Linked DNA regions of Homo sapiens: region 1 is linked to region 2. A link is a loop called in an ENCODE intact Hi-C map of the cell type or tissue named here. Cell type or tissue: MCF 10A. All regions are shown on one strand. Links, peaks and the distances in the headings refer to the core of each region. The heading gives the core; the rest is flanking DNA.

Evidence for each region. Hi-C counts contacts between places; a loop is a spot of excess contacts. Peaks named below come from ENCODE experiments on the same cell type or tissue, not always from the same donor. Only the 100,000 strongest peaks of a DNase experiment are listed, where the experiment ranks them.
Region 1: a loop joins it to region 2, with 8 times the contacts of the local background. A loop is called at or near these places in 3 of 110 quality-filtered maps.

What each region holds. Positions count from the first base shown.
Region 1 is chr4:159,945,785-159,948,606 of GRCh38, forward strand. The region is part of intron 2 of LOC107986324 (a long non-coding RNA gene); the gene reads left to right. Among named protein-coding and RNA genes, the nearest start is that of LINC02233, 170 kb to the left of the region's middle. In MCF 10A, for the core only: a CTCF peak has its summit at 1,408 (motif pointing right); a DNase peak (open chromatin) is centred at 1,407.
Region 2 is chr4:161,251,418-161,254,239 of GRCh38, forward strand. LOC105377515 (a long non-coding RNA gene) reads right to left here and starts at 785. Exons shown (of 3, transcript XR_939409.1): 1 at 345-785. RefSeq lists a silencer at 1,328-1,377. In MCF 10A, for the core only: a CTCF peak has its summit at 1,310; no DNase peak of the experiment used is centred there.

The sequences.
Region 1 (2,822 bases), core at 137-2,636, 1.3 Mb before region 2:
ATGTTAGGGGTTACTTTCTTTCCTTGAATTCTAAATAGACTAACCCATGAATATTTTAGCTGTCATTTTTTTGTTGTATTCTTAGATTTGGCAAATGATTATGATTTGAAGTGTGCATCATAAGACTCTTTTGCGTATTGAAATGTATATCTGCTTTGCATGGGCTAGAAACAATTATTGATTGAATTTTTGCATACCTACAATCTGGCTGGGTGCTTCAGCCTTGTTTAAGGGGTTCAATTAAGCATTAGGGCACATTTACTTCCTTTCCTGTTGGTCTTTACTTCTGTCTGCCTGACAGTTGCTCTTTGTACTTCTCATTGTCATCCATTTTCTAAACATGTCCAGCTCAGGAGGACTAAATCGCAGTGAACTCCTGTCAGTGCTGATGGACTGGCTGGCTTCCAGGTCCTTCTTGTTGGTGATCTTGTCAAACCATTACATGCTGATTATGGTTTATTGATGATGCCTGTGAAACTGCTTAAGAGGCCAGATGTAGCATCTCTGAGCAGTTGAAGCCTCGCAGCTGGTTAGTATGTTGCACACTACTTCTGCTTTCTACACTGCATGATACTGTATCAGTGACACCATACCTGATAACCCCTTGAAGGACATGCAGTGCTTCTTGGCTGATTACTTTCTGGTCTCTAGATGCTTTAGCTCACATTACTGCCTAAATAAAAACTTACGGTAACTTTCTGTACTCACTCATATTTTTTCTTTTAGTAAAACAATAGCATGTCTTAAAAATATTTTCTGACTATTAACAAGTTTTCAAAGAATATCTTCATTATAGAATATTGATACATGAGTAACTTAAAAATTGGAATCCTTGAATTTTTGAATATGTGATGAGGATGGGGATGAGTGGATCATGCTTGCCAATATGTTCGGTCTATTTTATTTTGGTCCCAAAATTCTTATTTTTAGGAAAAAAATTGACAGAAGGATTATAATCATGAATATTCCAATTTGATCAAGACCCAGAATTTGTTATAAGCATCCTTTGAAATTTTATTCCACTTTTAAGACTGAGGTAATACTAATATCTGAAATATCAAGAAGAACTGTGTATGTGATTCTGTTATCAAAATTTTTACCAAATGCCATTTGAATTTATGGTATTAATAGAAATAATTATGCAACAAAAAGTCAGGTCTAAAATAAAGTCAACAAAATAACTCCTAAATGAATTTAGTTCTGGAAATGAATGTTTCTATTATTTTAATATTTACCAAATGGACACATACTTGCCTAATATTTAACCGTTACTTAACATGACAAGTTTATCTTGTATTGTACTAGCTAGGAACACGATGATAACTATGATTGCTGAAATCCTGTGTGTCTTAAAAACAGAGGTGCTTAACTAGGTGATTCATGCAGTAAATTAGTTCCTGACCACTAGATGGAGCTATGCAACCTCTTGCATTATTAACAGATTTCTTACAAACTACTTGCTTTCCTTGATGGGAAAAAATTATCCTTGAAAATTTCTGAGGAGAATCTTTTCCCTCCCATTTTAACCCCATCTTCTATTGATGACTGAAAAATGCCCCATAGTCTCTGTATAATGACAAAGCAGCATTACGGTAATGACATGGTAATCATTATATTATGTTCTAGGAAGGAAGTAGATACATCGCCAAGGTCACCCTAGAGTTAATTCAGCCTCTCCACTAATAGTAACAGGTCAATCATGGTGACATGCTAATAATTCTTTCTTTTTCTATTCATTGGTTCAAGACACAACTCATTAACTTCATCTATTTGAATTGTAGACCACAGCTTGCTTCTAGGATTTAGGAGGCTATGGAACTGTGATTACATTTGGAGCGAGTGCATAAACCACTAACAATGTAACAAGTACAAATAATAGTTTTTCTTCTCATTTTATCAGTTACCATCGTGATTAACTTAGTAAATAATCTACAGGTCTTTTTGGCTCTGGAGGAATGAGGCTTACCCCTAAACAATGATTAGCATTGCGTATGCTAAATTAAATATAATCTTGTGCTACTTAATGTTTATCTTTCCTTGTAAAGAAAGACTTATTTTGTTTTGATTTATAAGCAATTATTTCACTATTTTGGCTTTCACCCTAAATTTAACCAGCAAAAATAAAAAAAATCGTTCTCCTCAAATATTTCATTGTTCTCCCTTGTGGAGAACTATAATACTATGCACAAAATAGCTATTTAATAAGTTCTTGTTAGATAAATGAAAGGTTCATGACACCATGATTATAATTTATATAATGGGGTCAGTGCAATTTCATTTTCTTCTCTTATTCTTGTCCAAATTTCAATTTATTTAATTATCATAAAACTTCAAGTAACAAATATGTTTTAAATATTTAGATGTGTTGTTCCATATATAAGACAGATTTTTGGATGGTGAAATAATAATCTGAAATCCTACACACCACTGTGTTCCCCATTGATTCAGGTATTTAAATAAGAGATTTCTGGACTGGAGTCATTTTAATCAAAGATATTTATTTTGAATCTAAGGTCATACAGAAATTGGTAAATGATCAGAAGCAGTTAATTGTCAGTCAAATGTTTTTGATAGAGAATATTTGTGAAGAAAGGCATAATCAGAACATTTTTAAGAAAGCCACCTGTTTTTGATGGAGCAGGGGCAGAAAATGGAAGGATGCTTCACACTGCTCTTTGCTTCTAAAATGAGGCAGTTCTGGAAAACCATAGATAAAGAACCATCCATTAATCTCTTTTGGCATTCAAGTCAACCTGATACAAATATAGAAACTAAAATGAGTTGATTTTACCTCTGGGAGTAAATACAACCTCAATTTCCCT
Region 2 (2,822 bases), core at 174-2,673:
ATACAATTTGAGAAAAAAATGTTATTAGAGAGAAGGAAAGACATTTTAAGTGATAAAGTGGTCAAAATATTAGGGAGAGACAACAATTACAAACCTATAGGATCTAATAAAGCTTTAAAATGCATGAAGCAATAACTGAGAGAACTGAAGGAAAACATAGATAGCTTAACGGTAATAACTGGAGACTCAAATATCCACCTTTTAATAAGGGGTAGAACAAATAGGCAGAAGACAGAAAAGATAATAAAAGACTGGAATTAAACTGTAAACAATATATGCCTAATAGATATTATATCCATACACCAACAGTTAACAATCGAAAAAAAAAAAGTCATTCCACTCACAATAGTGATGCAGCTTCCATGACTGCAGGAACACCAGAGTCCTTAGTTTTGTGCCATTAGGAGTAATGACACAGACACATGTGGAGTGGTCGTTAAGAAGTAAAAAGTTTAACAGGCAAGAAAGAAGAAAGACAGAAGAAAACAGAGACAGAGGGACAGGGGCTCAGAACAAAGAGGAACCCTGTGTGCAGCGGAAAGGCAGTCCATTATATCCGGAAGCTGGAGAAGGCAGTGTCTGGTTTGCATAGGGCTCAGGGGATTGGTTTGACCGGATGTGTCGTTCACGTAGCCGAAAAAACCTTGCCCTCCCACCCTAGCCTTTAATATGCAAATACAGGTCAACATGATGTTTTGAACACATGGCGTTACGTGGGGGCAGCCATGACACTTGGTACACCAGGTGACAAGGAGAAGATGGTGGGAATCACCATGTTGGGTAGACCCAGTTTCTATTTTCCGGCATTTGCGTATCAAAGTTTGCCGGTCTAGCTCTTTAAGCCAACTTTTTTTTAGTTTCCACCGAGAACGTTTACCCCATCTAGCTGCCTAAAATAATTTCTTAATAACTCCTGTATTATTCCCCCCTCAAAGAGAAGTAGGTCTAATTATTGTTAGGGGGTGTTGGATGACGATTCTTTCTGGCTACTTCCTGCTGAAAAGGGGTGTTGTGTAGGGGGTTCAGCAGTTTGGCCTTCTGAGGTTTATCTAAGGGTTCTCAGAATAATGCTGTGTCCATGTGTGGCTCTGCTCACAGCACCGTTTGGAGTTTGGCTACTTCTAGGTGAAAAGTGATAAATTCGACAAGAAGGTTTAAAATACAGGGTTTGAATACGAGCATTAAGATTACCACCATTAATAGGGGTCCTTTAGACTATAACTGACAGTTATAGTCTAACTGTTAGTTATACCAGTTAGTTATACCTGTTGACACCTGTTAGTTATACCAGTGGATTGCAATACTGGTTTGCCTCCACTAGATGCTGCTGTACATTACCAGAAACGTTAATATGAAAGTAACATTTTTCTTGAGAAACGCATACATTTCCCCTTGGCTTGCCACTAGAGAATAACCTTAGGCTTAGGCCATTTTTATAACTTGTAATATGATTGGGAGAGATACGTTATTGGGTGGCTAAAATAACTTTAGCATTAATTTTGACAATTCCTTTTCTTTAATTATTGAATTGTTTTATGACTTGTATAGACTCTGTTACAACATACTTAAACGTTTTTACTTGTTTTAAATACTCATTCTTTAAACAACCAGTCATTTCTTTTTAGGACAAGTATTTACCATACAAAATTTTTCCTTACATAAAATTTCTTTCTTTACAACATTTTTTTCATAGCTTAGAGTGCATTATACTGCCAAACTTCAGTAAAAAATCTTATTAAACTTAATGATGGTAAAACTTTTATGCTTATTTCTTATCAGTAACTATTACTTCTGCTATAAGCAAAACAATCTGGATTAATTTTTTCTGCAATTATTAATCCTGTTATAAGGATAATAATCAGGCAAAATATTACAGCAATTAGAATTTTATAACGAGAATTTCACATTGTAGGTGCCACAGTGTATAGTTCTATTGCAAATAATAGCGTGACTATAATCATTCCCACAAGAGTGGCGTAGTAAATAATTTTTCTCTAAAACTTTACTTGCCAATATATAACATTTTCCTTTGGGGATTTAAAAAGTTACAAATGTGATCCTATGTATATTTGAAAATCTCCTATAAATATGTGTTAAAAAGAAGTTGTAATATTTGGTGGTGAATTTGAGAGGAAAGGGTAGAAACAATAAAATATTTGGTGAGGTAGGAGTGGGACTGAGTAAGATGGGTAGCCCTTAGTTACTTATTTTTTATGATTTTCAGCTTAAGATCTTCTATTTTTTTACACTGATATTCAAGACGTTCCTCTGGGCTGTCAGAGGTTGCTCCCAAGCTCTTCGGGCTTGACTTGAGGGTGATGTATCCAGGAGTCGATTCCTGTAATTTTTACTGAGGGGGTTGAAAGAAAAACAGTGTAAGGCTCTTCCCAGGTTGGGTTAGGGGAGGAGACAGAGATGAGAGTTTACACTAATACCAAATTTCCTGGGTTAAATACAGGTGGTTTCTGTTGGAAGTGAGCTAGAAAGTTTACATGCTTAACCAATTTAGAGGCTTCCTGCCTGAAAACAATCTCTGAGCACATTGAAGTTTTATCCTTTCCCAAGTGAAAAGCTAGGTGAAGGATTTTAAGGACTTTCCATTGGCTGGAGGCTGGCAAATAGTGTTTGTCATCCTGACTGTAGCCATCCTAAGGGCTTAAAAGAATGCCTTTGACAAGTGGCCTATTTTATTTTTGTAAGGGATACTGAGGTTTAATTTTTCTTACGGAGCCTTCCTAGATTAGAAGGGGCTTGAACTGTACTAACGCTTTGAGGCTTTTTGCCTCTGACTTATCTGCCTGATTAGCTAATCTATTTCCTTC